Regions from separate parts of the Homo sapiens genome. Here region 1 is linked to region 2. Evidence: chromatin loops called from intact Hi-C (ENCODE). Cell type or tissue: endothelial cell of umbilical vein. All regions are shown on one strand. Links, peaks and the distances in the headings refer to the core of each region. The heading gives the core; the rest is flanking DNA. Region 1 has its middle 67 kb from the start of EPB41L4A-DT. Region 2 overlaps EPB41L4A (erythrocyte membrane protein band 4.1 like 4A).

Evidence for each region. Peaks named below come from ENCODE experiments on the same cell type or tissue, not always from the same donor. Only the 100,000 strongest peaks of a DNase experiment are listed, where the experiment ranks them.
Region 1: a loop joins it to region 2, with 6 times the contacts of the local background. A loop is called at or near these places in 10 of 110 quality-filtered maps.

The regions. Positions count from the first base shown.
Region 1 is chr5:112,478,669-112,495,484 of GRCh38, forward strand. No RefSeq gene overlaps it. Among named protein-coding and RNA genes, the nearest start is that of EPB41L4A-DT, 67 kb to the left of the region's middle. In endothelial cell of umbilical vein, for the core only: no CTCF peak of the experiment used is centred there; a DNase peak (open chromatin) is centred at 7,483; H3K27ac peaks cover 920 bases.
Region 2 is chr5:112,168,738-112,185,553 of GRCh38, forward strand. EPB41L4A (erythrocyte membrane protein band 4.1 like 4A) reads right to left here. Exons shown (of 23, transcript NM_022140.5): 18 at 15,279-15,398; 19 at 2,208-2,255; 20 at 1,564-1,632; 21 at 258-368; 22 at 2-83. Among named protein-coding and RNA genes, the nearest start is that of SNORA13, 16 kb to the left of the region's middle. In endothelial cell of umbilical vein, for the core only: a CTCF peak has its summit at 6,450 (motif pointing right); a DNase peak (open chromatin) is centred at 6,474.

The sequences.
Region 1 (16,816 bases), core at 2,900-10,899, 310 kb after region 2:
CTCAATGGGTGCTGTTGTAACCTGGTGTTACTGACCCCTGCATGGCAGATGTGCCAAAGCTGGCTTTCTCTTTTGGGGGTTCTTTGAGGACTCTGCCCTCAGACACGTGCATCACTCTATGTGCTTGATATGCTCCCCCAGTAGCTGCTTACTCCCACTGCCCCAGTCATGTTTCTGGTGGGATATTCCACAGGCTCTTTGAGCAAAGGTGGCCACGCTGGCCTCACCTCGAGGGAGGTACAGCCACCATCACCTCCACTGCAATCCCTCACTTCGCTCTGCTTCAGGAGCAAGTCCAGAGGACCTCACACCTTAGAAGTTTCTAGGCAGAAGTCAGGCCCCAGATCCTCCAAACTCTGGAAGTCATGTGTCAAACTCTTCTGTGAACTCTCTCAAGAGACTCCACTCCCGTGCCAATGCCTCCTAAGGGTTTATGGACCCCCCTCACTCAGGTTGAGGTGGGAGAGGGCAGCATTCTTCTCTCTCCCACTGGAAGGATAGGGGCCACACCACAGAGCTCAGCATCTACCAGACTTTTAAGAAATCCTCATTCTCAATTCTTCGCTAAGCATAGAAGAAGTAACAGAGGCAGTGTGGAGTCACCTCTTAGCAAGTACTATAGAGATGATCTATCACCTCTTTTCAGAATATGGGGGTACATGCCATCTACTGCTCTCAACTTTGCAGCCTCAATTGAAATAAAGAAAAATCATGTTTTCCTTTTATGGATGATACCTCTTACTCATTAATAAATAAATTTTCTCTACCACCTCTGCTCAAAGCCAACGGATTATTCTAAAAATTAAATGGTAAGTCAGTTTCAAGTACTTTGGCTTTTCTGCTCAATCACTCCAAGACCCTTGAGGCTTTCTTAAATAGAATATAGGAATGCTTACATCAGTTTATTTTCTGCAATGACTCATAACTGGGCTTCAGACAGGACCAGGCTTGTCTGCTGAACTGGTAAGGCAGGCCTGCCAGGAGGGTTTGCTTTGTTTTGCTGACTGAAAAAGAAGAGAGGCAGGGTGCCCAAGATGCAGAGGCCAGGAGAAGCTGTGAGGGAACATGGCAGAGTCTCAGTGATGTTCCCCTTGGCCAGCCCCATAAATTTGGGTTTGAGTCCTATGGAGAAAGTGGCTACTGGCACACATGAAAGGAACTGTTTTCATAAGGGATTCTGAGACACTGTGAGACATGAGGATGCAGGCAGGGTGAGGAGGAGGGGTCTTCTGTCCAGTTAGGCATAGGGCACAGCATAGCTTCAGAACACTAAGAACTCAGAAGAGGGCAGCACGCTAGTGTGTGCAGCTTTGGGGTGGTGTCAAGAGTCAGCATCTGTGGCCAGAACATCAGTCGAATCTCAGTGGTCTCCCATGACAGTGGCAGTGGATATTAATTAGCTAGATCCTAGAAAACTCCTCAAAGACAGTTAATCTAAGTATCTTCTATGTATTCAACCAGCTCCAAGTGTAGGTTGTCTGGGTAATATTCAGTCCCCCTCCAAATGTTGCTCTTCCCATTTAACCAAGTCATACAACTTCATATAAAATACTGGCAAGAGAACAGGATAGCTTCAGTATCAACTCCCATTTGAGAAAAGAGAGAACACAATAGTTCCTGGACTGTGACATATGTTTTTTCCTCCTGGACAGGAACAGCAGGGACTCCATGCCTTGGCAGTCCTTGGTCTACCTGTCAGCTGCACCAGCTTCTGCTCTTAGGGGAAAAATCTCCTTTGCTCATGGATTTCCTTCATCACTGATTCTGCTTTCTGAAGCTCTCCCTCAAGACCTCCCAGAATCACAGTGGAGATTGGGACTGGTCTTCCAGTGGCTGTATCTCTTTTGAGACTATTTTCAATTGGTATGAATTCTGGGGGCTAAAGGAGGTTGAGCAATTGAAACTGTTGGGACATATGCTTAAAAGCTCTGTGACCATATAACTCCTTAACAAACTTGGTAGGCTTCAATTCCATAGGCTATTAACTCATGCTTTAGAACCATTTGAGTCATCAACCTTGAGCATGGAATCTGGCCTTCAAAATTCTTTATTCTCTCAACAGGCCTGGGTGCCTGTGCTGGTTTTTGGACACTCCCTTGGTCTCTGCCTCAGGACAATTTGAAACAATAGACTTAGCTGGGCACAATGGCTCACACCTGTGCTTTGGGAGGCTGAGGTGGGAGGATTGCTTGAAGTCAGGAATTCAAGACCAGCCTGGCCAACATGGTGAAACCCTGTCTCTACAAAAAATACAAAAATTAGCTGGGCGTAGTGGCACACACCTGTAATCGCAGCTACTCGGGAGGCTGAGGTACAAGAATGAGAATCGCTTGAGCCTGGTGGCTGAGGTTGCAGGTGAGCTGAGATTGTGCCACTGCACTCCAGCCTGGGCGGCAGTGCAAGACTCTCTGTCTCAGAAAAAATAAAATAAAATAGACTGAGGTAGGGCAGCAACCATTAATCTGCTCCTTCCCTGCAGCCACATCCAAACTGGCATTCACAATGAGACTCATTGTCCCTGTTGCACAGGACGAGAGGTACTTGGGGAGGGCTCAAGGGGTCATGTGTCTCCTGGATGCCATAGTGTCTCCAACTATGGCTCTTGCTTGCATCAACATTAGGTTAGGGAGATAATTTGTTTTGTTTTCTTTTTTCCAGATATTACAAAATGTGGATCTTCAGCTAAGTTTACACTATAGCTAGAAGAGGCTCTTTTAGCAAAGTGGTGTTTTCTTCTCTCTCTATCAAAGAGCCATTTATTGGGATATTATTATTAATTGAATGTCTAATTAGTACTTATTATAGCTCTTTGATAGTTACTGCTTATATGCTATGTGTAAATGCACATTATGTTCAGGGCCCCTAAATAATTTGCAGAGTTTAGTACAAAATAATAATGCAAGATTCCTTGTTCAGAAAAAAAATGCTGTTAGTTATATTTACTAAAATATAAAACTCCTTTCTTTCCCAGTCTCTCTCTCAACTTGTCCTGTGTTTATAATTTTCTAATTAATGTCATTCTAAGTAAAAAGAAGTAAAATTTTAAATTAATACTATGAATTTTAGCATTTGCTTTTATATTGTACAATGCCAGTTTTAAATGTAAATAAATAAGCATTTAACTTCTATGTGGACTCACTGAAATTACACAATTTGCCTTTTGTAGCTTATACATTAATATGTATTTTGCTCTTACCAAACAGTGGAAATCTTGTGCAAAATTAATTCAACTGTTTTTATCTTGCTTCTTGATACATGGGTATTCTACCAACACTCTCTACCTGTGCTTTATGGCTGAGGGAAGAATGACTGAAAGAAAAATGAACTATAGGTTGCCATATCTTTGCCTTTCCTTCTATGTTATAATTTTCAACATAAATGGTTGGCTAATATAGGAAAATAACATGAATTTTTAAAGATGTGGGTCAAGCGCAGTGGCTCACGCATGTAATCCCAGCACTTTGGGAGGCTGAGGCGGGTGGATCATGAAGTCAGGAGTTCGAGACCAGCCTGGCTAATATGGTGAAACCCCATCTCTACTGAAAATATACAAATTAGCCAGGCATGGCAGCACACGTGTGTAGTCCCAGCTACTCAGGAGGCTGAGGCAGGAGAATTGCTTGAACCCGGGAAGTGGAGGTTCCAGTGAGCCGAGGTCACGCCATTGCACTCCAGCCTGGGCAACAGAGTGAGACTCTGTCTCAGAAAAAAAAAAAAAAAAAGATGTCATGGGATTCCTTGGTTGTTAATATTTCTCAGAATGTCATTGCCTTCTTTCTGCATTGCAAGTTTCTTTCTCAGAATGTCATTGCCTTCTTTCTGCATTGCTTCTGCAAAGCAAGTTTTGGTTCAAATAGAAAGCATGGCCTCCAGGGGAGGTCAATACCGTCATATTGCAGTGTAGACATAACATATTTGTAGTTGTAGACATAAAATATTTGCTTTGTTCTTACTTTGTCTTTCTGAAATCCCATGTACAGTTAAGTCCACCAGAATTCTGTGCTCATGCGCATCTCAGACAACACAGTATATGCAAAAAAGGCGGCAAGAAATAGAGGGCACACATATTGCATGTGTCTCCTCTGCTCGTGTGCATGCTCTATTTTTCCATCAGAGTTTACATACACACATTTAAAGATAAAATTTTTAAGAAATCCAGATGGCAACAGCAGAGCATTAAACCAAGCATGGAACCCTCCTAAGCACTGGGCCCTCTGTGACTCCACGGGCTGCATACCCATGAAGCTGGACTTGCCTGTGTCATTATGCAGTAGGCACTATTCTAAATGCTTTATATTTTCATGAATTTAATCCTTTCAATACGGCGAACAATTCATATTTGGACTATATAATGTTCTCTGACTAACAGCGGTGTGGTCAGGATTTATCTGAGTGTGCCTTTGCCTGAAACTGTAATATCAAAATGTCACTTCTTACGGTATTTCTGCTTAGTATGTTTTGAGGTGAAAAAGTCATAAGGACAACAAAAGGAGACATTGCTGAAGAAATGGTATAACTTTTAAAGATTTGCTACAGCAGAGAGTTGTCAACCAAATGGTCATTATATGAGGTAAGTCTGTATTAATTATGATTACATGGCTGAAAAACATGCTAAGTAAGATTCTGGAAACCAGGTTTCATCTATTTTTGCTCTACTATCTTTAGTATACAGAATTCATCGCCATGATGACTGCTCAGAAGATGACTGCTCCAATGTAGGCACTGCATTTACAGTCTAAGGAGAAAGAAGGAAAGTAACCCATCCTTGAAGACTTCTTTCAACATTTCAGCATCCACAACTGTGTTCTCTTTAGCTGCAAGGGAGTCTGGGGAGGTGTGTCTTTTAGCTTTTCAGTCTCTCTAGTAGAGAAAGGCAAGGGAAAGGGTTTGTGAGAGGCTCTTGGATAGGCTGTCTCCAGTGTCCACCTCAGTCTGCCCCTTTGCTCCACAACATTCATGCCTTTCCTTATTTCCATATATTCATTTCATATGGAATATGTTTATCCCTTCCCCTAAGAAACACAACCCTCAACTCTCATTTAGTTACTACATCCAGATCCAAGTCCAGAATCTCTCTGTGGTATCCAGTTCTTTCCAACAGTTCTGATTATGGTTCCATGGGACCTTATAAACTTAGGCTTAAAACTAAAGATATCCAGTCTAAACACACCCAGTATACAATGGTTGGGGAAGAAACAAGATAACTACAGTCAAAACTCCCATTTGGAAAGGTGTGGTTAGGAAACAAACATCCCTTATTACATCCTGCTGGACAGGAAGAATGAGGCTCTTGCCTAAGACCCTGGCTCTGCCCTCCAGAGAAATCTTCGTCATTTATTTTCCTTTGCCTCCTGGTTATCCATTTTGAAGGAGACATTCCCTGTGAACTGCCATAACTACGTCTGAAATTAAAATTTGGAAGGATTTTCTTCCAGCATGCTTCTCAGCTTTTGCAGACATTTTTTCAGTCTTAGAAGTCAGTTAGTGACAAGGTGTCAAACAGTCTTGAGTTTGTTTTTGTTTCATCGTGTTTTTTTGTTGTTGTTGCTTTGTGGTTGTTTTGCAGTACAATCTCCCTATAAAATAACTAGGTTTCTCTATTGGTTTTCTTTCATTTGCCCCTTCAGAACTACTCTCTACCAATCTCAACCCTGCTGTGTTCTGGGAAGCTGACCTGGATGCCTGGCCTCAATGTTTCCACTGCTCTCTGACTTTCTGTTGGGTTTGGCCAATAAAGGGAACCTGAAGGTCATCCCAGGGAGAGAGGAGCGGGAGATCAGGGTGTGTTTTTCACCAGATTTCTTTCTGCTGGGTTGCCATGGTCCTACCAAAGACAGCAGCTCCTATCAAGCACCCTTCTCTGAATTCTGATAACTGCTCCCTCCCATGCCCTTCAGGTCCAAGAATGGAAATGACTCCCTGCTAGTACTCACCCCGGGTTGCTGCACTCACTGTGGTTCCCCTACATCCTCTTCACATCTTTGTCAAGTGTTCCTTTTCAAAACTCTCCTCAAACCACCCAAATTCAGTGCGCTACCTATTTCCTGCCAGGATTCTAATGCTACAACATCCAGTTTATTTGTTTATGTAGGTATATGTATTCTGGAAAATTACATGATGTCATGAAAAGTTGCATGAGCTATTTCAGAGACTTGAAATTTATTCTTATTCAACAGATGGGGAATCAAACCGATCATGCATTATAATACAGCCAAATATATATTATTGTTGCTATATAGCCAAAAGTCATATAAGTGTTTGAAAGTAATAGACTAATGATGCAATAAGATGAATATGCCATTCAAATTCATGGATGGTTTTAAAAATTAGTGACAGATAGGTATATTATTATTTCTTCCATTTTACGATAAGTGAAGTCAGAGAAGTAACTTGGCCATGGTCATATGATAAATAGCCAAGCTGGGATTTGACCCCAAGGAGTTTGGCTCCAAAGCCTGGGCTCTTAACTCCACCCACTGTTTCTCTGGGCAGTACCTGGAAATAGCTGGACTTCAGGCAGGTTGGTCAGGTATGGCACAAATATTGGAAACCTCAGATCTGAAATTTTAAAACCAACATGGTGCCATGTAATTTCTTACAGTTAAATAAAGAGACAGTTTGGGACCTGAGAAACGGAGATCTTTTGAAAACCATGGGATTCTATGACTTTTAGAAACTAACCACCATGTTCAGGTTGAGTTAGTTTCCCCTTTCTCTATGTTTCCATGACTTTGTGAACACACCCTATTTTAGCTTGTATTACAGTGTTGTAATTGGTTTTATATATCTGTTGTCTTCTGGTTTGTGAGCTCTTCAAGGAAAAAAAATATGTCTTATCCATCTTCACTAATGTTCTATATTATGTGTCATTTAATGAAGGGCCAATTAATATCTGGTCTATAAATATTCATCTAATCGTATCTTAATTTAGCATCCATAAAGCTAGTTACAATGTAGGTGAACTTCTATGGGTTTATTGTCATTGGCCACTACATATTTTAGGAGGCAATTAGTATTTTTATTCTTATCAGTATTGAGACAAATATTAAGATTTAATATAGACATATATTAAATACTAATAGCTAGGCAACAAGAGATTAAAAATAAAACAACGACAAGAATAAACAAAAACCTGGTTTCCCTAAATTAGGCTTAAAAAACATGAATCAAAAAAAGGGATTTTATTAATTATATCCTAAAAATGTTCTGGTTTATATCCAGCTCAGTTAGCCCCTTTAAGGATCTGCTCCCAGACCAGGGAAGCACACAGAGTCCATGATCACCTTCTTTGGAAGCTGCACAGACAGTACAGTAAGAGATAACACCATGCTTCCTACTCTGTTGCTCTCTGCTTCAAGTTAGAAAGTTGAGTTTACATAAACTTTCTTACTGCTTTATTTTATGTGTCAAGTTCCTTCTCTGCTTCTCCAAGCAAGAAAAATATTATTGAGATATTTACCCTATCTCATTTCCTCTTCCTTCAACATTCCAGCGGGGTGGGGAGAGTGTTGGAAGGCGGTTTGTCTGAGCATGACTATTGTGACTGCTCTGTGTTGCTGAATCTTATCCTTGGGAAAAACAGCATGGACTTTGGGCAGATTCTACCTGGTTTGACAAATAAGCTCAAGCCATGTGCTTATTTACATCTATCTCTCCTAGGAACAGAGAATTCATTCAACAATATTCACTCAGCAAATGCTTTCTGAATGTTTACTTTGTGCCAAACACCATTCTAAGGACAAGACTAGAGAGACAGTTTCTAGTCTGGAGTAGTTTAAAACCTATTAAGGAGATAAGATGATCTCACATGGAATAAACTGTGAAAAATATAGAAGATAATTATGATATATGATATGATATATAATACAAGCCATGGTATAATAAGTTATCTAACTTATCATAAGTTTTGGGCAGGGGGGTTTGAGACAGGGTGTCACTCTGTTGCCCAGGCTAGAGTGCAGTGGTACAATCCTAGCTCACTGCATCCCTGAACTCCTAGGCTCAAGCAATCCTCCCACCTTATCCTCTCAGACTACAGAAACACATCACAATGCCTGGCTAATTTTTAAAATTTTTTTTTAGCGACAAGGTCTCACCATGTTGCTCAGGCTGGTCTCAAACTCCTGGCCTGAAGCAATCCTTCTAACTTAGCCTTCCAAATAATTTTTTTAAAAATTAACCTTTTTATTTTGAAATAGTTATGTGTTGCTTAATGATGGGGTTACATTCCAAGAAATGCATCGTTATGTGATTTTGTTATTGCGTGAGCATCGTAGACTGTACTTACACAAACCCAGATGGTACAGTCTTCTATACACCTAGACTGTATGGTATTGGCTATTGCTGCTAGGTTACAAACCATGTTACTGTACTGAATACTGTAGGCAATGGTAAGTATTTGTGTATCTAAACATACAAAAGGTAGAGTAAAAATATGGTATTATAATCTTATGGGACCACTGTTGTATACACAATCTGTTGTTGACTGAAATATCATTATGTGGTACAAGACTGTAACTGTAGATTCATGTGGAGTTGTAAGAAGTACCTTTTAACCAGTTTCATCCCAAGGGTAACATCTTACCAAACTATAGCACAATATTGCAGCCAGGATATTGACATTAATACAGTCAAAATACAGAATATTTCCATTGTTTCTGTGAGTATGAGGATGCCTCAAGTTGTGCTTTTATAGACGCACCCATTTTCCTCTTGATACCACCCCCTCCTTAACTCCTGGCAAACACTAATCTATCCTCCATTTCTATAAATATATTATTCTAGTTGAATCGTAAGTATTTAACATCTTGGGATTGGCTTTTTTCACTCATCACAATTATCTGGGGATTCCTTCAGGTTACTATTGGTATCAGTAGTTCATTCTTTTCATTGTTGAGTAGTATTCTATAGTATGGATATACCACAGTTTGTTTAACCATTCACCTATTGAAGGATCTCTGTGTTGTTTCCAGTTTGGGACATTACAAATGAAGTTGTTATAAATGTTCATAAACATGTGTATTTTGTGAACTTACTTTTCATTTTTCTGTGATAAAGACCCAGGAGTTCAATTACTTGGTGATATAGTAGCTGTAGGTTTAGTTTCTTAAGAAACTCCCAAACTGTTTTCCAGAGAAGCTGTACCATTTTACATTCCCACCAACAACATATGAGTGATCCGGCATTTGGTCTTGTCACTGTTTTTAACATTGGCCGTTCTAATATGTGTATAGTAATATCTCATGATTTTAATAGACTTTTTTAAGATAAGTTTTAGGTTCACAGCAAAATTGAGTGAAAGGTGCAGAGATTTCCCGTACATCCTCTACTCCCACACATGCACAGCCTCCCCCATTACCAACATCCCTCTGGCTCCAAAGCCTGGGCTCTTAACTACATTGAGCCCATGCAGTTGAACCTACATTGACACGTCATTGTCACTTAAATTACACAGTTTACATTAGGATTCACTCTTGGTGTGGTACAATCTGTGGGTTTGGACAAATTCATATGATATGCATTCACCATTATAGTATCATACAGAGGAGTTTCACTGCCCTAAAAATCCTCTGTGTAGGGGATGTCGATAATGGGGAAGCTATGCATGTGTGGAGGCAGGAAGTATATGGGATATCTCTCTAGCTTTTCCTCAACTTTGCTGTGAACCTAATACTGCTCTAAAATAAAGTCTTGGCCGGGCATGGTGGCTCAAGCCTGTAATTCCAGCTCTTTGGGAGGCCGAGGTGGGTGGATCACTTGAGCTCAGGAGTTCGAGACCAGCCTGGCCAACATGATGAAACCTTGTCTCTACTAAAAATACAAAAAATTAGCTGGGCATGGTGGTGCACGTCTGTAATCCCAGCTACTCTGGTGGCTAAGGCATGAGAATCGCTTGAACCTGGGAGGTGGAGTTTGCAGTGAGCCAAGATCAAGCCACTGCACTCTATCCTGGATGACAGAGCAAAACTCTGTCTGAAAAATAAAATAAAGTCTTTAAAATAAAAAGCATCCAGGTCCCAACTATTCACCCCTTCCCTCTAGTTCCTTGCAACCATTCAATGTGGTTTTAATATGTGATTCTCTAATGGCTAATGATGTTGATACTCGTTTTGTTTATTTACCATCTGTACATCTTTGGTGAAAATCCTCTTCATGTATTTGCCAATGTTCTAAATGGACTGTTCACTTTTTTACTTCTGAGTTTTGAGAGTTCTTTCCATGTTCTCAATACTAGTGCTTTGTTTGGATATGTGGCTTGAAAATATTAATATTTCCTCTCTGTGTCTATCTTGTCCTTTATTTTTTTACCAGATCTTTCACAGAAAAAAATTTTAATTTTGATGATGTCTATTTATCAACTTTTAATCAATCATACTTTTGGTGTCAAGTCTAAGAACTCTTTGCCAAAATATAAAAAGACTAAAAGTTTATATATTTTTTCTAAAAGTTTTATAGTTTCACACTTAAGTCCATGATCCATTTCAAGTTACTTTTTGTATAGGGTGTAAGATTTATGTTGAGGTTCTTTTTTTTTGGCAAATGGATATCAACTTGCTCCAGCACCATTTCTTGGCAATATTTGCTTAATTTTTTTTTGTAAAAGATGCAAATGTTGGGCATATTTTTGTGGGTTTGTTTCTAAGTTCTCTATTCTGCCTCGTTGATCTATGTGTTTATCCCTTCTCCATTGTCACACAGTCTTGGTTACTGTAGTTATATATAAGAAGTTTTTTTATTGAGTAGATTTATTATTCTTACTGTATTCTTTTTCAAAAACAATTTCTAGCTACTGTAGTTACTTTTCTGTCTAAATAATTTTGGAATAATTTTGTGTATATCTACAGAAAGTCTTGCTGGGATTTTGACAGGAATTGTTACACCTCTATATCAATAGGGGAGAACTGACAATTTTATTATATTGAGTCTTCAAATTCATGAACATGGTATGTCTGCACATATTTTGTTAGAGTTACACCTAAGTATGTATATCATTTGGAGTGACAACTGTAAATGGTGGTTTATTTTTAATTTTGATTTCCGAGTATTCACTGCAGCGAGAGTGGCCTCATTATTGTTGCACAATGGTGCAAGGCCTGACTCTCTCCTAAGCCTCCTCTGAGACCACTCTGGGAAAAGGAAGTGGGCTGGAAAACAGGCTTTCTACTTGGCCATCTCTAACATCACCACAGTTGGACTGTTGGGTGCCTCATTACAGCCTCACAAGTGTGGAGGTCTAGTGAGAGTATAATGTAATGTATCCAATGTCACATATATAGTAAATAGTGAATTCTGGAATAAACTCAGGTCTCTGTGATGCCATAGACCATTTTTTTAATCACTAGACCTTACTATGTGATAAGAGAGAGAGCTCAGATTATGACCTACTAAAATCTAAGCAACTAATCAATGCCTTGGAAGATGAATAAAATGATAAAATTTATGTTAAAGGAAGATTGACCTGTTAGTGGAAGGAAGAATATACTAAATATGGGAAAATAAAATCAGTGCCTGGCTACAGTAGGCTTGATTGTTCTGTTCTTTTTTTTTTTTTAAGATGGAGTTTTGCTCTTGTTGCTTAGGCTGGAGTGCAGTGGTGCGATCTCAGCTCACTGCAACCTCTGCCTCCTGGGTTCAAGTGATTCTCCTGCCTCAGTCTCCCAAGTAGCTGGGACTACAGGCACCCGCCACCACATCCAGCTGATTTTTTATATTTTTAGTAGAGATGGGGTTTCACCACATTGGCCAGGCTGGTCTCAAACTCCTGACCTCAGATGATCCACCCCCCTCGGCCCCCACAAAGTGCTGGGATTACAGGCGTGAGCCCCTGCACCAGGCTGATTGTTCATTTTTATGTTCAGTTCATTCATTCAACCAATGTTTATTGCATGCTATGTTAGTCAGGGTTCTACTAGAGAAACAGAACCAGTCGGATATATATGTATACATACATACATACAACCCACTGGCCATGTTGATATTGAATCTTGGTTCCTGGGTATCTGAGCTTGATGGGGTTTGCCTTCCCAAGAAGATCATGAGTAGAAGGCCAGAGTGTGAGTCTAAGACAAAGCTGTGGTCAGGTCCTTGTCAAGGACCACATGAGGGAAACTGCCCTGTGTTGAATAGTGTCTCCTGTAACTTCATGTCCACCAAGAACCTCTAATTGTGATCTTTAGTTGGAAATAAGGTCTTTGCAGATGTAATAAAGATAATGTCATACTGGATTAGACTGGGCCCTAAATCTAATGATTAGTATCCTTATAAGAAGAGGGAAATTTGCACATACATAGAGACACAGAGGGAGGAAGGCCATGTGAAGACAGCAGATATTCCAAGGATGCGTTTAACAGCCAATGAATGCCAAAGACTGCTGGAAACCACATGAGGATAGAAGTAGCAAGGAAGAATTCTTCCCAAGAGCCTTTAAAGGGAGTGTGGCCCTACTGACACCCGGGTTTTGGACTTCTGGCCTCCAGAACTGTGAGATAATAAATTTCTATTGTTTTAAGCTACCCAGTTGGTGGTAATTTGTTACAGCAGCCCTAGGAAACTAACACAGAAACCAAGTCAGTGAGCATTGTAAAGATGGGAGAAGATCAAAAATGGAGACAAAACTAAGAAGTGGGAATGAGGTGGAAATGCCCAGAGCAGGTTAAGGTAGAATTGAGGAATATTCTTGGTGGAGAAATAAAATGACAGTGTCTGTGCCTTGTATTATTGGCCTGGCATGTGGCGTGACAGAATGGTTTAAGGCCACAGGGCTGGAGTCATCACGGGCATAAGCGTTTTTGAAGACCTATGTTTTGTGGCCACTAGGGGAGCAATCGGGAAAAATGTAAGTAAGGACAGAAAGATGACAATTCTTAGGACTGATTTAAAATGCAAAAAGGAAGAGGAGTCATCAAAGGAGACAGAGAAAGAATGGTGAGAGAGATGGGTAAATCGTATAGTAATAATTACCAACAGGAAAGAAGGATGAGGGCTCCCCTTAACTAGACCACAGCATCCTGAGTTTAAGGTCTTTATATTTTCAGTGCCCATGAGAGTGCTTGGTCCACAATAAATACTTAATAAATGTTTTTCAAATTAATAAAGAGCCATTTTCTAATACAAGAGATACTGGTGAGAATGAAGATAGAAAAGGGGGTCTCTGACTTAAGCAAATAGGAGATCCTGAAATTCTAATAATAAACTCCTATAATGGACTGATTCTTGAACTCAGAGCATATTAGAAGTGAGAGAAACCTAAAAAAGTATGTAGTATACCTCCACTTTATATACGAGGAAACTGGGATCTAGAGATACTGCTTTTGTGACCTGGGCTGTTTGAACTGAAGGTATCTTACATTACTAAGACAGGTGACTTTGTGTGTTACAGCTGACAACAATCCCCCTTGAATTATCAGGTTTCTAATTAATTGTTTTCAAGCCTTAAAGGTCAGTATCATTCAAGCTTAGTTGTTAAAAATAAAACTAATAATTGTTGGACTACAGTGGTAAAATAGGAAAGCTCTGATTAGAAAAAGGAAGAAAAGTGATAAAGAATACATTTCATAATAATTTGGGGTCACCATCTATAACCCAAACTCCCTTTGAAGGACGGATAGGTTTGCATAGAGAGAATTTAATGTAACACTTAGAGTTTGAGGACAAGGACAGCAGGTCTGGTACTGCTCTTGAGTTTCCAATCAGAAAATGATCACTGTAACGGTACGTCAATTTAATAACCATTAGATTTACTCCAAATTAGATATTTTCATGACTCATATCTGACATCCTTGCTGAGAGTTTGGCAGCAAACGACTGTGGCAGAGCCCCCAAGTGGACGATGAAAGAGCAGCATCTGTAGCAGCAGTGAGAGGGCGCAAACCCCCAAGTCTACCAGAGGAGAGAGCTCCGGGCTGAGGAAACCCTGCCAACATGGTGGAGCTTCCAGAGCCCAATACCAGAGCCTGTTTATTACACAGCTAAGAAAGAATAAAAGCGATCCTTTGAAATGTTGGTCATCCCTCAAGGTATGTTTTTTAATCTCCTAAGACTCTGACTGATCTCTCTACTATGGTTTTTTGCTTTTTTAACATCCAAGAGGATAAGATATTCTGCCCCAATACAAACCTGAGGGATCTGACACATCAGACATCTGGCAGAGATTCTGCTTAGAAAGTAGCTCTAGATTGAAGGCTATTATCCCAACGTCACTTCAGTCAAGGTGTCCTGATTTGCTTTGAATTTAATTTCCTTTGATTGGAATTTTTGAAAAAAAGAACAAGAATAAAAAGTAATAGGCTTGTGGAAGTGGAAGGCATGCCAGGTTTCTGCATCTGGTAGCTCAAACAAGGTGAGACTTTGAGGCCTTGGGAAGGAAAAGAAGGCGGGGAAGTTGCTAAGACAACTGATTAAATGACAACCTGATGAAGCAGAAAATTCTCTAAATCCAAGGTGAAGAATTGCCTCAGGAAGCACCAAAATTTCCATCAGACACACATTGCAAAAACAAAGGTCACATCCTATCCAATTTTTAATTTTTTGTTTTTGATGTGTGAAGCATGCAAATTAGAAGAAAATGCAGGCAATTATCAAGATCACTTATACAATACCAATCCTGTGCCAATACATCATTGCTCTTGCTTTATGCTTTTGTGGATTCCTCAAGATTATAACCAGCTTAAATCCCATTTACTACTTGTGCTCAAAAATAACATTCATGTACTGAAAAGTAACTTCTTACTGAGATATGTTAGAGAGGAAAAATTAAAACTATGGTTATTTTTACTGAAAGTTACGAATAACTATCTTAATGATTCAATGGAAAAGATGGAAACAAGAAATCTGACTGATTTAACAAAATTTGCTCTCTCCTACCTAAAGTAAAAAGCAGAATGAGACACATTCAACTTAGTCGGACCCCTGACAGAAACTGAATACATTTTACTGACCCAGAGGCAGCTGCCACATTCATCACAGCCTGATTCTTTAATATAATAGAAGGTGATTTATGGTTACCAGTTAGAAATATTGCATGAAATAATGGAATAGTAAGGCTATTCAGAGGAAATTAAAATTGACCGATAGATTTACAATAGCTACCAGGCTTAACTTTTAATATATACATATAAGGAGACCACTAATGTTTGTCATTTAAATGGGAAACTAAATTATATTTAATGTGGTATATTTTCCAGTACCTTGCTTGATTTACCTTAACCCATACAATCACAGCATTTGTCATGTATTTTACAGAAAGTATTAATTCATTTTTTGTTGTTGTTGAGAAAAGATGTAAATGTACAACAGCCTAGAGCTGAAGAGGCTAATCAGTTTTACAGATCAAAAGAATACCTTGTAAAGCTAAATAGCATGTACATCCATAGTTGAATTGTATCAGATTCTACAGCACAAGAGACAGAATGTTACTGGGCTACTTGGGTACTTCATTTGAGCTTTAGGCAAATCACTTCCACTATGGTTCTTCATAAGAAAGAGAAATCAAGCTGAGACAAAGAGGAATGCATGTCTCAAGAACATGCCTCTGGCCTTTAATCCATTAAATTATCCCATAGTTTTTCTTTGCTCTTTTAAGTAGATGCTTCTAGGATGCATCAATATGATTTGTGGGTACTTGGAGCAATTCAGGAAATGACAAAAAGTGCCCTGATTACCTATAGATAATTTACTTGCTTCTGAAGTGAAAGAGCTTATACTCATCAAAATAAGATTTGTCAGATAAATTTAAATAAATAATGAGAGAACTGGGTTCATGACCTTCCCTGTCCCAAGTCATCTGTCTAAACAGCTTCTAGAAGGATCCTTCCCTTTCTCCTGCTCTGATATTCCCACTACTTGGACATCTGAGATTTTCAAAGCCAAAGATAGTCAACTGTTTATTTTATGTCTTCATTTTATTGTTTTCTGGGGGGAAGAGACAGGGTCTCATTCTGTTACTCAGACTGGAGTACAGTGGTGCAATCTCGGCTCGCTGCAACCTCCGCCTCGTGTATTCAAGCAATTCTCCTGACTCAGCCTCCCGAGTAGCTGGGACTATAGGCGTGAGCCACCACACCCAGCTAATTTTTGTACTTTTAGTAGAGATGGGGTTTCTCCATGTCGACCACGCTGGTCTTGAACTCCTAACCTCAAGTGATCCGCTCACCTTGGACTCCGAAAGTGCTGAGATTACAGGTGTGAGCCACCACGCCTAGCCTATATCCTTCATTTCTGTCCTGGATCTCCATTCATACTGCCACCAATTGTTTTTAAGAACTTTTCCAGTATTGGGGAATCTATATTTTTTTAAAATACCCTGTTGGAGTTACCTTGGCTCTCTCTGCGTGGAGAAGCCTAGTTGTGTGAATACCCCAGACACTTCACTAACCTCATGCTGGCATCTTTCAGCAAAGTAGCTTTTCAAAGCCATTTTGAAAAGTATCATCTGACCCTCACAACCTTAGGGAAACACTATCATCCCTATTTGCAGCTAAGAAAAAGTAAGAGTGAGAGAAGAAAAATTATGTTGTAACAATCTAATGAGACAATAAATTTTCCCTATTTGCAGCTAAGAAAAAGTAAGAGTGAGAGAAGAAAAATTATGTTGTAACAATCTAATGAGACGATAAATTTTTTCTCCTGTCCTGCTACCTGAGGACCATTCAGCATGCTGCCAGCAAAGAAGAAAGACTCTTCCAGGTGGCTGTTAATACGTAGTACACAAAAGATGATCTACTTGCTGTTTGGTAAAAGAAATGTATGGGTCCTTTCATTCTAAGGAAAACTATGACCTTTAGCTAAGTCTTAAAGTATCATATAATGGGTATTATCA
Region 2 (16,816 bases), core at 3,096-11,095:
CCTGATGAACTGTAGCATCCCCAGAACCCTGAGCATCCGAAGAACGGGTCACCGGAAGTGGTGGTACAAGATCTGTTTTTGAACTGCAGAGAATGAGTTTTAGAATTAGTGACTGGAACAGTATCTAGAATCATAAATTAAGTTGGAAGAGAACTACAGTGTAGATATAAAACATTTCCATCAGCAAGTAAAGTTCTTTTAGACTGCACTGTTTTGGAGCCATGATGGTGATGGTGTACTCTGGCCTGCCCACTTACTTCACTTCCGAGAGAACTGATCGCTCCCCATCTGAACACTGGGACCTGCGATACTGGCGGTAACTTCGTGGCGAATGAGAATGCCTGATGCGGATTGGGTCACCTTGTGTCCTGAACAAGCAACCAAGAAACATGAAAACAAACACCCAAAGTCAGAAAAGGAAAAGTAGGAGTTCTTAATATTGAAACCGCAAAAGAATAACAACTTTCAGAGTTTTAAAAAGAACTTGACTCCTAGGGTTTGAAAGCCTGAGTGACTTAAATTTCACAAGAAAAATGCTCCCTTGACAATATGTGAAAATGAAGCTCTTTAAAGTATTTGTGTGTATACATATATATATGTATGTATGTATATTTTTTAACAACCAAATTTTAAATGAAATTATTCCTTACCGTGGAATTCTTCTTAGTAGCGTGGAAGTAAACAAAATCTATAATGCAGACAAAATGGCATTCCTAATGGAAAAAGTTGGTCCGCTGTCCTAGCTACCAACATTAAGAATTCAGTCTTTACTTGAAAATTGCTAAGAAAGTAGATCTTAAGTGTTCTCTCCATAAAAAAAAAGTATGTGAGGTGATAGATACATTAGCTTGACTTCAGCATTTCACAATGTATACATATATCAAAACATCAGATTGTATAAACATACACAATTTTTATTTGTCAATTATACCTTAATAATTAAAAACAAATAAATAATTCAAATCTTTGACCTAAAGATGGGGACGGAGGGTGGCTGGGGTGTACCAACCTGCTATTTAACTGTGGTGGGAAAGCAGCATAGCTACAGAAGGGAAACAAAGCAGGCACTCACTTTCTCTTAACCAAGTACTGGTAAGGCAGAAAACACAGTCAACAGGTACGGTTCCTCTTACACTGGTGACTAAGGACTCCTGCTGTGCTTTCACGAAGCCTGCTCAATGTGCTGCTTCTATGCCAGGGATGGGACTGGGCTCATATGAGAGTTTTATGGTCAACATAATTCTCTTGGTGTAAAATAATGGATAAAAAACTTTATCAGTGAGAATCTCAGAAAAGAATTTATTTTAAAACTGACATTAATCAGGAAAAGCCCCCTTGTACCTACCAAGTACAAAGAGGTGGCTAATAAGAGATGATAGTGATTATAGTGTAGAATAAGTAGCTTTAATGCACACTTTTCTTCCTCTTTCGCTACTGTCACCTAGTTTTGTTTAAAATGTAAAGACAAATTAAAGCACTGTCTGGAACACAATTGAAGAATTAGAATGGATTACTCACAAGCACTAATAAAGCTTTGGTGAGAAGATTCTGAAAGGCACTCACTCTATTTTAGTGTATGGAATCTCTTTTAATTGTTCTTCGGACAATCCGGATGGATCCACAAGTTCTTTTCTGTAAAGGAATATGCAAGAAAATGATAGTTGTGGTGCTGGTATAAATGCTAGTATCTTTCACAATCGGCAGGTGAGTTTTCCCTTTCTAATCTTGTCCCAAAACAGTGTTAGTAAAACTAATGAAAATTTATAAAAACTAAACGTGTTCAAGGAAAAATAGGAGGGGTAAAACCTTTTCTGTAGCTCTTTTGCCTTCTTTCAATTCTTCTACATTCAGACTCCAGTCATTCCCCATTTCCCTATAAAAGATCTGCTTCTCTCCCCTGTGGTAGGTGTCTTTTTTCTTCTGGATTTGTTTTCCTTGGTATTTATTTGTAAACTATTGGCCTGTCTGAGGTCCATTTAGAGGCGAGACTAAATGACCCAAGGTGAGGAGGTGTCAGGGTTGCCTGTAGATAGGTGTTGATATGGTTAAGGCACCACCACCATGTGCTCCATGTGCCTGCCACACACAGTGGCAATGGCTTTGGCAGGCATCACGCTGAAGTTGCCTCTCAGTATCAGGAGTCTTCCTTGCAATTGCATTAAAACTACATGGGTTTTAAAACAATAAGAAAGAAAACTATTACTCACTGAATGTGCTTCCATAACTCTTCTTTTGCTTGGATATCGGGGCTTCTCCTATAAATAGAGAAAACAACATTCATCTCTGCAAACATGCTTCATCTCACAACCTAATAACTAACTTTAATAGTTTTCAGACTGTGAAGTTCTTATTTGCCAGCTGAGAACAGACAAGGAAAGACTGGACAGGGAGAGCCATTGTGATGGTTAGTATAAAGACACCAGCAGCTAAATTGCTGCTACTGCCGCTGAAGGAAAATCATAAAACCCAGTCATAACCAGAGCTTCATTTAATGAAAGACCTCAGAACTGCAGGGTCATATGCCTCCCCATCCAGTGGTAACTGTACAACGAAGAATGATTCAGGGCGTCTGTTTCTGATCTTTCCAGATATTTGTAAGTAATGGTAAAAGAAGAACTCATCCTGATTCTAAAAAGTTCCAACATGATCTGTGATTACCTAGGAGAAGCAACCACCAAAAGGAAAAAGCAACTGGTGGGATGGCCCTGATGGCAGACTGTACCAATGACCCATCTTTCATGTTACATCTGGTGTTGCATTTCTGCAACAAAACTTGGGCCAGCAAATGCTAGGACTATCAGTGGCCTTGGCTCATGCTGCCACCCTCTTTACGCCCTTCTCCATTCCTAACTATTGACTCTGCAAATCTTTTCTCCAAGAAGTATGTGAGCAGATATTATACCACTATCTTTAACTTCCTAGAATGAAAAATTCAGTCAGCATTCAAGTGTTTGTACTCTCTGTAGTATCAACTATTTCTCCCATTGTAGCAATGAATGCAGTGAAATCTATTATCACTGCAATTGTTGACACAGAATGATTTTTCTTCATAGTGAGAAAATAAGCTTTCATCAGTCCCTTTAAGAGAACAGAGATCTAGTAATAGGCCAAAAGAAAGAACAAATAATTAAAAGCCACTGATCCTATGGAATTGTATGTGATTAATCTGTATTAGCATTTGGGGGGCTCAATAATGCTTTTAGTGTATGATATCATTAATGCTTTCATTCTTCTCGATTCATAAGGGCACCACTACGGTATTCTGGTAGGGCTTCCTGAACCTACAGAATACACTAAGCTACTTTCCAGCCACTGAGTTGACCAAATGGTTTTTCCTTTGTGCAGGGGGAAAAAAGTGATCTGTCTATAAAGACCTTTTAATCAACTCAGGATGAGACAAAACATGAAAAGGAAAAAGGGATGAAATCTTGGTCTCAGACCAAATATGGTACTGTTAAATGTAGATGTTCTTTGTTTTAAGAATAAGATTAGGCTGGGCATAGTGGCTCAAGCCTGTAATCCCAGCACTTTGGGAGGCCAAGGTGGGTGGATCACTTGAGGTCAGGAGTTCAAAACCAGCCTGGCCAACATGGCAAAACCCCATCTCTACTAAAAATACAAAAAATTAGCTGGGCATGGTGGCATGTGCCTGTAATTCCAACTGCTTAGGAGGTTGAGGCATGAGAATCACTTGAACCTGGGAGGTGGAGGTTGCAGTAAGCCGAGATCACACCACTGCACTCCAGTCTGGGCAACAGAATGAGACCCTGTGCCAAAAAAAAAAAAAAAAAATTGTATGTTTCTTACAAATCATAGAAACTGCTTCCTTGGTGTCCTGTATGTATTCTGCCTTTCCTACATTTGGTTGGTCTGATTTGCTAGATAATATGTTAACCCCATTAAATGATACTGTCAGAGAAAGTGCTAATATTAAAAAGCACTAAGGTGTTATTCCATTCTGACAGAATGATGGTTCAGCTGTGACTATACCCCAGGATCTATTTCTTACAGTCAACCAAGAGTCTGAAGTATTACATAATATCCAGGTTAGGAAGCTATTCTACTGATCATTATTCTTATTTCAGGAAGGTATGATAGTGGGCATATCAGCTTCTTCTAGTTACAGCAGGGTTTCCCACCCTTGGCCCTACTGACATTTTCTATACTAATTCTGTGCTGCAGGAGGCTGTCCTGTGCATTGTAGCATGATCAGTAGCACCTGTGGCCTCTACCCAACTAGACGCCAGTAGCACCTCCCCAGTGTGACAGCCAAAAATGTCTGTAGACAATGTCCCCTTGGAAGCAAAACTGCCCCCAGTTGGAAAACCACTGATTAAGGGTATGACCTAGGAATTAAGTGGCTATGGTTGGGTGGTGGAAGCCAAGTTTTTGTAAAGATCCATTATGTGAGTACTAGAATAGTGCTGGAGAGAGTGACAGTACAGCAGAACCTAAATCTTAAAAGAATGGGAAAATGACCGAGGGTGCAGTTGATGACAACTACCGGAAGTGGTGAGTGGTATCATGTGAGGGCATGCAATTCAAAGCTGAATGCTTTCAGGGTGGACACGGGGAGAATGAGGAAAGTTATGAGTGGCCAGGAGGACATACACCCCATGATATCAGGCCTAGTGGTGAGAGATAGTGACTATGAACAATACATTAAAAAAATGATAACATGATAACAGTGGATATGTCTGAGTGCTGGTATTGCAGGTAATTTTATTTTCTTGTTTATGCTTTTCTATATTTTCTGATCTTTTTAAGCCAGGAGAATTTCTTACCTTAGTTATCAGGAAAAAAAATAAGAGTGTTTTCATGTTTTTTTTTTTAAATATACTATTATTGTAATTCCAAAGGAAATGCTTTTCATTCCCATCTCAGAAGAATTAGAGAAATGTTATCTTTGTTTTTTTTTTTTTTTGAGAGAGAGTCTCGCTCTGTCACCCAGGCTGGAGTGCAGTGGCCCCATCTCGGCTCACTGCAAGCTCCGCCTCCTGGATTCAAGCGATTCTCCTGCCTCAGCCTCCCGAGTAGCTGGGATTGCAGGCATGTGCCACCCTGCCCAGCTAATTTTTGTATTTTTAGTAGAGACGGGGTTTCACCATGTTGGCCAGGATGGTCTCCATCTCTTGACCTCATAATCTGCCCACCTCAGCCTCCCAAAATGCTGGGATTGCAGGCGTGAGCCACTGTGCCTAGCCTGAGAAATGTTATCTTAATCTGAACGAGATCATCAGACCTTCTAGCCATTAACATTGGTCCTAAAAGATTGAAGAGTTTAGTCTTTATTTTTACATTCTATAGCACCATAAAAGTCCTATTTTTAACTAAACTAAGTTCTGACGTGGCCAATAGTTTCAAACAGTTTTAAGGCGAGGAAAAGTTCCAAAGCTTAAAAAATGCTAATTTCCTCTGATTGCTAGACCACCTGTGATTTCACAAATGTCAACACAAGCTGCATGTTAATGAGGAATGTATTATTTTTATGCTTACATCTGCACACACATTTAATCAATAATTTAGGATGAATTCATGATCTGCAGCTCAGTGTTATCTTGTGGATTTAGAAAGCTGTGGAATTCCAGCAGTCATTTTTCTTAATTTGAGGCACTTAATTATGCAGATGTTTTACTTAAACTCTCCAAATAAATTCCTAAGGAAAGGAAATAGAACCCTGAGTTGTCCATAGGTACGACATATATAGAAAATAAACATGCAGCCCAGTATTAGTCCAGTATTTTTCAAAAGCATCCCTCCTCCACATACAAATATTCCACTTTAAATTAATCAGAGAAATTAGTTTGATGACACATCATTCACAAATCACTTTCCCTTATTCCAAAACCCTGAAACAAACATATCATAAATCTACAAAGGATTTAAACTCCATCACTGCATATAATCATTTTAAATATCCCCCAAACTATTCAACTATATTATCTAAAAACATAATATGGGCAATACATTATCCAGTAATATATTTACTATATTTTGTATATTATACTAAAAAATATGGCAGTATTTTACTCTTTTTTTGTCCATCTTTATACTGATCACTCCTCTGAAAGGAAATTTAGAGTGGAAAATATGTACATTTATAAAACATCTTTATTTAAGGAATTCAAAGCACCTAACAAATATCCCAGTCATTCTTTGTCACATTCCTGACGGGTCAAAATAAATCTAATTAGGAGATGTCTTACTCTTCTCCCTCCCCCTCCAAATCAAAGAAGCCTTAGGAAGCCACTGAGATGAACAACCTAGCTGCTGAAGATCGCTCAGGAGGCACTTCCGGGTTGGGGGTGGGGGTTCATGTTATATCTTCACCTAACACACCAGACTTATATGTTTTGTGTGTAACTGAGAACATCGCCCTGACGGCCTCATCTTCCACAGTATCAGTACTTTTCAATAAAAATAGTAAGATATTATCACCACCAGAGGGAGCCCGAACCTTCTCTTGCACCCAGGTTTGACCCTACCAAAACCATTGTTTACGCTTTAATACCTCTTCCAAATATCCCACTGAGTAAAGGTTCACCCATGTAGAAAAGCAGGTTCAACAAAGCTTTTTTCCTAGTGATAAACATCAACTGTAGCTGAAAAATGTACTAAATAGAACTGTACTTCCCAATGTTTTAACAGAGATCTAATCATATTTCAGCTTAACGCTTTTTAGTAGAAAACAGTTTTGTATTTTATACTACTCTACTCTTATGTCTCTGGTATTTAATAATGAATTGATTTTCTAGCTATTTGTTGCGGATAAAATACAAAAATGAATAATGGTGTATCATAACCTTCTGACCCTTAATGGATACCTAATTTACATATACTGCAGTAGGAATTTAAGAATATGGGAGTAATGGAGAGATCAGTGGTTTACTGTACATCTGAAATGCCAAATATACATAAATATTTTTATATAGTACATATATTTTAAAATATTTTCTATATTATGTATATATTATATCTGAAGATATGTGTGTGTGTGTGTATATGTATATATATATGAAGGATAATTTTGATTGCTTTCCTTGAATACTGCCCTAGCCATGTTTCCACTTTTTCTAAGGGATGCGGTCTCACTATGTTGCCCAGGCTGGTCTTGAACTCCTGGCCTCAAGCAATCATCCCTCCTCAGCCTCCCAAGTAGCTGGGACTACACATACAAGCCACCATACCCAGCTTATATTTCCACTTTTAAAGAAAGCTGTAGTGGTTCCTAAATCCTCACACAACCAAATTCAAGTCTCTAAGGACTTTTTGTGAGTTGCCTTATCTACTCTCTTCATTTCTCACCACCTCCTCATCTCAAGGAAAAACACAAATACCTTGCAGTGTTTCTAGAGAATAACTAAGACCTGGGGGAACTTACTAATAAAGGCTGTGACACAGGCACAACCTCACTTAATGCTCAGCAAAATCCTAAGAGCGTGGTACCATCAGTGTTGTAGAGATGGAAGCTCATGGGGATCAGGTAATAAGCTGAAGATCCAGAATGCAAACAACAGCACCCAGCAGGTATTTTATTAATTGTCAATCAATCTCAGGCTTTTAACAGTCATAACTCAAATAAAGGACAGAGCTCAGTTTGTGCTATATGAAGTAATCCATCATCCTTAAGAGTTACAACATTTGTATTCAGTTGTCCACCTGACATTTCCATTAACTGCCTACTTGGCATCTCAAACCTAACAAAGAGAAATCTTGATTCTCTCCCCCCCAAAACATTCCTGGCCCATCCCTTCCCATCTCAGTAAAACACGATGCTACCCACTCAGTGCATCTGCTCAGAAACTCAATGTCATCCATAATACCGCTCACACTACAAATCTGTCAGCTGTACTTCCAAAATGTATATTCATCTACTCTCTTCATTTCACCACCACCATCTTTTCTGAGCTAAAAGCGTCTCACGTGGACCACTGCAAAGTTTTCTAATTGCTTTCCTGCTTCCTTTCTTCCTCTTTCTCAATCTGCTTTTTACCCACCAGAGCAACTTTTTTTTTTTTTTTTTTTTTTTTTTTTGAGATGGAGTTTCACTCCTGTTGCCCAGGCTGAAGTGCAATGGCGCCATCTCGGCTTACTGCAACCTCCGCCTCCCAGCTTCAAGCAATTCTCCTGACCCAGCCTCCCAAGTAGCTGGGATTACAGGCACCCACCACCACACCCAGCTAATTTTTGTATTTTTAGTAGAGACGAGGTTTCACCACGTTGGCCAGGCTTGTCTTGAACTCCTGAACTCAGGTGATCGGCCTGCCTTGGCCTCCCAAAGTGCTGGGATTACAGGCATGAGCCACCGTCCCCGGCCAGCAACTTCTAAATGAACTACTATCCACACAAATATATATATATAATTTTTTTTTCTACTTTAACTGCACTTTGGCCGTATCAGCTGAGAAATCTGACACAGGTCCTACTGGACTAAAATCAAGGTGTTGGCATGGCTGCATTCCTTTCTGCAGACTCAAGGGAAAATTCATTTTCTTGTGTTTTCCATCTTCTGGAGCTGCCCACATTTATTCGTTCAAGGCCTTTTCCTCTATTTTCAAAGCCAGCAACAGCAGGTTGAGTCCGTTTCAAACTGAAACACTCTTCCTCTTCTGTCACCTCTTCCACTTTTAAGAAACTTATGATTACTTTGGGCCTACTTGGATAATCCAGGATAATATCTCTGGGTGAGGGTCAACTGATTAACAACAGCCTTAATTCCACCTGCAATCTTAACTCCTCTCTGCCATCTAGGGTCATATATTCACACATTATGGAGATTAAGCCATGGACATATATCAGGGGTCATTATTCTTCCCACCACAGTAACTAAGGTTTTTCCTCCTCTTAATTTCTTTATATAAAAACTCACTGTTTAAGCAAAGATACATTAACATTTTAATACGAGGCTTCTAACAGGCAAAAATAAAATATATGACAATAGCACAAAGCACAAGTGGAGCTATATTTTTCCAATGTTTCTAAATTTTAAATGTTACAATATTCATCTTAGGGTGTGATAAGGAACCATACTGATAAGAATCATACTTACAGAGAGAAAGCAATAAATAAAAAAATAATAAAAGTATAGGTAAGATATCAGTAGAGAAAATAAAATGGAGTATCAAAAAATATTCAGTTCACACAAAATAAAGTAGGAAGGGAGCAACAAACCAACAAAAAACAGGCGTAATAAACCAGAAAAAAGAACAAGATGGTAGATTTATATCGCAAAATACAAATAATTATGTTAACTGCTAGCAGGCTAAACACTGAACTTAAAAGACAGGGATTGTCAGGCTAGAATTAAAAAAAAAAAACAAAAAGACCAACTGTACACTGTTTACAAGAGGTGGACTTTAAATATAAAGACATAACTAGGCTTAAAGTAACAGATTAAAAGGATATACCATGCAAACAGTAAACATGAAGAAGGTATGGTAGAATTTATGCGTGTGCATGTGTAGTGGACACAGAGAAAGTATTGCCAGAATAAAGGGTCATCAGTTCATCAGGAAGGAAAAAACCATACATATGCATACACCTAACACCAGAGCTTCAAAATAACTTGAAGTAAAAACTGACAGAATTAAAGGAAAAAACAGACAAATTGACAATCACTGTTGTAGATTTTAACATCCCTCTCTCAATGACTACTTGAAAAGTAGATGAAGAAATAAAAAAAAAGACACAATCTGAACACTATCAGCTAACTGCATCTATTCGACAACCAGTAACTGAGACTCCTCATTCTTCTTGAGTCTACAGATTATTCATCATTAAAAACCATATGCTAGGCCTTAAAACAAGTCTCAATAAATTTCAAGGGATTAAAACTGTTCAGACTTTTTTTTTTAACCACAATGGAATTAAATTAGAATAATAATAATATTTGTAGAAAATCCTGAAATATTTGGAAATTAAACACACAACTAAAAATGCCAGCATCAAAAAAAGACAAGATACATTAAAAATTATTTTGAACTGTATGATAACAAAAACAATGTCAAAAACATGTGAGATATAGTTAAAGCATGGCTGAAAGGGAAATTTATAAATTTATGCTTATATTGGAAAAGTAGAAAGGTTTAAAATAAATGTTATCCTAAGAAGATGAAAAAAGAAGAGCAGGTAAAAGACAAAATAAAAAGAATAAAAAGTACAGTCAATGAAACAGACAACAGATAGCAAAGAAAAAGCAACAAAATCTAAAATTGGTTCTCTGAAAAAAATAAATTAAAAAAAAATGAAGAGAAAACACAAATCACCAACATCAGGAATTAAAGTGGTGATATCACAACAGATTTCACAGATGTTAAAAGCACAGGGAGAATTATAAGCAAATTTTTGCTGAAAGATTTGACAACTTAGATAAAAATGAAATTATTTTAAAAGTATAAATTATCAAAACTTACACATAAGTATAAAATATGAATATCTCAATATCTGTCAAAGAAACTGAATTTGTAATTTAAAACCTTCCACAAAGAACATTCCAGGCAGAGATTGTTTCACTGGTGAATTCTATATTTAAGGAAGAAAAAAATGCTTTTATATTAACTCATTCAGAAAACAGAGGAAGAAGGAATATTTCTCAAATTATTTTAAATGACCAATATAATATTTTTACCAAAAACCTGACATTACAGGAAAATTACAGATCAATTTTTCACAAAAACAAAGAAAAAAATCTTAACAAGGTAATGCCAAATAGAATCCAGCTACATACAAAAAGGAAAATACATCATGACCACAAGGGGCTTATGCTAGGAATGCAAGGATGTGTCATTCAAAATTGAATCCATTTAATTCCTCCACGAACACAATAAACCCATATAACAACTATCTCAACAGATGCAGAAAAAGTTTATAACAAAACTCAAGACCCATTCATGATCAAAACTCTTCACTAACTCTTAGCAAACTGGAAATAGAAGGGATCTTCCTAAATTGTGCAGCTAGCATCATATATAATGTGACATATTGAATGCTCTCCCTTTATGAAAAAGAGCAGCCAAGGATGTCTGCTTTCTTACCACTTGTATTCAACATTGTAACTCAACACTGTACTACATGATCTAGCCAGTGTAAGGGAAGGAACAGAAATAAAAGACAGAAAGACTAGAAATCAAGGAAAACTGTTCACAAATATGATTGTAACCGCAGAAAATCGTAAGAAACTGCCCCCAACCAAAAGCTTCTAGAGCTAGTAAGTGAATTTAACAAGGCTTATGGGGTGGCAGGATGTAGCATCAGTATTTTTAAAAATCCTTTGTTCTTCTATATACTAAAAAACAACTGAAAAATAAATTTTCTGAAATATAACAAAATAAATTACTCCGTACTGAGAACTATAAAACATTGCTGCAAGAAGATAAAAACAAATGGATGAATAAGATATTTATTTTCTCAAAATTGATCTATACATTCAACATATTCCTAGTCAAAAGTCTTTGGGGGAAGGCAGTAAAAACTGACAAGTTGATTCAAAAATTTACACAGAAATGCAAAGGTCCTAATAAAATAGCTAAAACAATCTTGCATAAAGGGGGAGAGGGAAAGCCAAAGTTGGAGAATTTACACTGCTTTATTCAAGTCTTACTATAAAGCTACAGTAACCGAGACAACATGATGGCTTAGGGATAGACAAATAGATCAATGAAACAAAATTGGCCCACATGTGAGCAGTCAATTCACTTTCAACAAAGGCCACAAGGCATTTCAATGAAAAGTCTTTTCAAAAATGGTGGTGGAACTGGATAGACTACAGGAAAAACACCTCTCAATCTCTACTCATCCATATACAACAACTAATTCTAAATGGAACACAAACCTAAGTATAAAAGCAAAATCGATAAAGCTGCTAGAAAAAGATATAAGACTATCTTTGTGACCATGAGGTAAGCAAATACCCCTTAAGATTAAAAAAAAAAAAAAAGCCTTAACTAGAAATGAAAAAAACTGATACACTGGTCTTCATCAAAATTAAAAAGTCTGCTCATCAAAAAGCAATGTTAAGAACATGAAAATGCAAACCACAGCCTGGGAGAAAGTATTCATTCATAACGTGCATATCTGAAATTGAACTTTTATCCAGAATACATAAATAACCTACAAATGAATAAGAAAAAGGACAAACAATCCAATTAAACTGGACAAAAAATTTGAACACTTTAAAAATGAAGATATATGAATAACCAGTAAGCACACAAAAATGTGGTTATCATCATTAGCCATGAAAGAAATGCTCACTAAAACTACAATGGAATCTCTACTTCATGCCTAGTAGAATGGCGAAAATTAACGCAGCAACAAACTCAAATACTAACAAGAACTGGGGCAGAACAAGACCCTCTCGTATCTTGTTAGTGGAGTATAAAATGACCCAACCTTTCTGGAAATCATTTTGGTAATTCCTTATAAAATTAAACATGTGGCCGGGCGTGGTGGCTCATGCCTGTAACCCCAGCACTTTGGGAGGCCGAGGCGGGCGGATCACGAGGTCAGGAGATCGAGACCATCCTGGCTAACACGGTGAAACCCCGTCTCTACTAAATATATAAAAAATTAGCCGGGCGTGGTGGCGGGCGCCTCTTGTCCCAGCTACTCGGGAGGCTGAGACAGGAGAATGGCGTGGAACCCGGGAGGCGGAGCTTGCAGTGAGCCGAGACTGGCCACTGCACTCCAGCCTGGGCGACAGAGCGAGACTCTGTCTCAAAAAAAAAAAATAAATAAACACACAAATTCCCTCTAATCCAGCAATTCTACTCCTAGGTATTTGCCCAAGCGAAAGAAAACAAATTCCACACACATACTTGTAGAGAATGTCTATAACGCAATGGCAAAAACTGGAAACAATTCAGCTGTCCATCAAGAAGAGAATGAATAAAAATATTGCAGTATATACAAAAATTTAAATGACCACTGATACCATGGATGAAGCTCAAAAACATGTTGAGTGAAAGTAGTAGTATTTTAAAGGAGTATATATTGTGTTATTACATTTATATGAAGTTCGACAAGAGAGAAAAACTCATCATAGATATCAGAACAGTGGACCAGGCGCAGTGGTGCACACCTGTAATCTCAGCACTTTGGGAGGCTGAGCCCGGTGGATCACTGGAGGTCAGGAGTTTGAGACCAGCCTGGCCAACATGGTGAAACCCCATCTCTACTGAAAATAGAAAAATTAGTTGGGTGTTATGGCAGGTGCCTGTAATCCCAGCTACTCAGGAGGCTGAGGCAGGAGAATGGCTTGAACCCGGGAGGCAGAGGTTGCAGTGAGCCAGGATTGGGCCACTGTACTCCAGCCTGGGTGACAGAGAAAAAAAAAAAAGAAAAAGAAATCAGAACAGTGGTTGGTTGTGGGGGTGGGCACTGACTAGAAGGAGCATGAAGGAACTTTCCGGTTAATGGAAATATTCTATATCCTGACTGGCAGGATGGATAGGTTATGGATACATTTGTCAAAATTCATTAAACTGTACATATAAGATGAGAGGATCTGGCTGTATGTAAATTTCACCTCAAATTGCCTCAATTTTAAAGGCTGTTAAATGAACCTCCGACCACTTGACTAAAAAATTATTAAATTCCCAGGCCCACTACAAATAATTACTCCATAATATAACTGAATTATAGTAATAACAATTTTAAATTATTCTATTTCCCAATTTTTATTTACAAATGAATGGTTCCATTTATTTACTATTGCCTCCAGGAATGTTTTTTGACTTCTTCAAAACTTATATATAGGACTTTTTCTAATTTTATTTTACTTTCCCCTTTTTAAATAAATTAAATGTACTACTGGCATTTAATTGAACTCAGAATGCTTTAGAAATAGTTAGAAAAACTGAATGCTGTTTTAAGATTTAATATCAAGTTGCCAAACCTTGTGTATAACAAGTCCTTCATAGAAAACTATTCCACATGGAAAGGTAAAAATATGGTGGCAAAAGATTTACCCGTGACTACGCTGTATCTAATCTTGGGTTCTGCACCTTTTGGGTAAAGTCCTTCAGTGAGGTCTGATTCTTTCTTATCTAAACTTCCTTTTTTTTTTAATGGAGTTGGGGGAAGGTGCTATCTCACAACAAAGGAAATCTTCATTAACTTCAGCTTTAAATTGACTACCAGTTTAATTAGGTTGCTAAAAAAAAATTACAGAGTAATTAATACATCTGTAAGGGTGTACATGGTGTAGTGACTATTTGCAGGTTTTCTATTACAAAAGAAAGTCATCACTCATAATGATGCATTACTGATAAAATACACACATATACACGGGGTTAATTTCTAATTGAAAGGTAAACATCTAAGACTGAGAAGTGTCCCTTAGTGTCCCACAGTAAAAAGAGTCCTGGTGTGAACCCCCCGGTACACTCCAGAGTTCTTTCCTAATCTCTTTTAACCTGATGTGGCACTCACAGCTGTCCTCTTGTCACCCTCCTGCCTGGCTCCCTCAGAGCTCCCTACCTACCTACCCAGTCTCTACCTCCACTACCCAACATCCTTTCATTTCCTTATCATACACGACTGGACTTAATCCCTCCTCCTGTGAGTAATCAACATCAGACATCTAACTACCCACGATCACAAAAGGATCTGTACTTAGTCTTGGCTCACTTTAAAAAGGTGAGCCATGGTTTGGCAAGTGGAGTGGGAGTGAGGCGTCTAAATCTTGATAATGCACAGATTTAAAACACACACGCACAGAAACTTTACCAGCTCAAAGACAATTAATTTGGGGGACTGGCAATCACACCATTACGGTGTAATTGTGCTCACACATGGCGTTGCCTAGCAACAGGAGGAGCACGCAAATTCCAACACTGAGGTGTAATGAATCACTCACTGACTACTGTTCACAAATTGTATTTTGATGGGAAGATATTCACATCTGGTTCAGTCTGGAACAAGACTTCAGAGAATTGTGCAGACTCAAACTGAGAAGCAGCAGGTATTTCACCAACAGCCTGGCTCTACAACAAAGAAGACTATTCCTATTTATTCAGGTGAATGTATACTTTGGTTAAAAACAACACAAAACAAAAATATGGCTTTGAGGGCCTTGTTTTCATGACATTTTGTTTTGACTGTGCTTCAACTTCTATGGCTTCAAACATGGTTAATAAATGTCACAAATATTAGAAGGTAAATATGACAAATAAACAATGAAATAATCCTAGTTGAACTAAAACACTTTAGAAGACCTGAATATCCACATGCTACTTCAAATTCAGTGTTTTTGAATCAAGGTATAAAAAGAGTCCACATACGAACGAGATCTGTGTCTGGATCGCCTGTTGTTGGGGTCGGCTTGGTTTTTTTCCTTTTGTCTCCTTAATACAGCTTCCCACTGAGGCGCTGAATCAACCATATCATTCTCCTGCCGTATTCTGAAAGGAAAGCCATGCATCTGAAGTTAACATCTACATGGATGGCGCGTTTTAGGTTCATCCTAAACTTGCTTTTAAATGTTATTTAAGCAGCAGAAATTTTATTATGATCATTTATAGCTAAAGATGCATATTAACTGAATTAATATATCCATATGTAGGTAAGCATATATAAACCCTCAGAAGTAAATAATACTCATGATATATGTAAACACATTATTTGCAGACTTCTGATTTTAATTTTCTAGGAAAAAGACATGTATCAAAAACTTATTTTAAACATTTCTAAGTTTCGACTAAAGAAACTCTGGTGTCTGCTATAGAGCCAATCTTAACCAATGCTACAAAATCATTATTTTAAATGTGCTAGTCAAAATAGTAATAAATAGTTTTACTTTGAAATACTCTTAAAAAGTCAAGCTAATTGTCAAAGTTTTCATTAAAAATAGGTGCCAAATATAATTCCCATTTTTTGAGAGAGAAATCTAGAAGTACAAAAAGTTAAATATGGTGGCATAATGCATTAGCTGAATAAGACACACCATTCCCATCATGGCTGCTCACATGTTTAAGACGGAATGACAGTTGGATGCTGGATGTGGGCAGGGAAGGAATGAAAATGAGGAAAAGAGAAAGGTGGGAAAGACTTGGAAGCACAGGCACTTGACATGTAAGATCACAAGACAGTGTTACCAAATCCTCTCATTTTTTTAAAAAAAGATAATCCCCAAATCTGGATTCTTAAAGTGAACTCTTCTAATTTTTAAGTCTTGCAACCAATTCTAAAGCATGATATAGACTTAACAAAACCCATGGACCACACTCAACCTGCAGAAATTTTGGACTTCCGAGGTATCAAGTCTTTCAAATAATGAGGTGCACTATTGGCAGGAGAGAAGAAGTACTTAATTTATGTGAAATACTGTCTTGAATGCACCACAATGATGCTGTGAAGCCTTTTTTTTTTTTTTTGGCAAAACGGAACCCCTGTTATTTGAATATTTAACTTCTAATTTATGTAAGCTCTTCAGAAAACTGCTCCAGAGTGTTCATCTCCCAGGGTATACAGAGCGGCATGGAATTGCCAGGCACTCACCCCAGTACTGCAACTGCATGAGCATAACTGCTTCGAGACAAAAGTAAAAAGAACAGGCAGGCTTGGAGGCATTTCCTTCTCTGAACAGATGTCTTTTGGTTCCTCTGTTATTGCACTTAGTATAGACTGTGGGCTGGATATCTGGATTTGCTTACAGGTGCAAATCAGTGGATGGGTGACAAATATTCATTTCACATATAACTTAGACATAATGTAAAGCAAATTCAAGTTGAAAAGAACAGCACTTTGTGAGGAAGAAACTGTTTAAATCTCTCTAGATTAAAGAAGAATTGTGCTAAGTAAAAAACTATCTGTAACATAC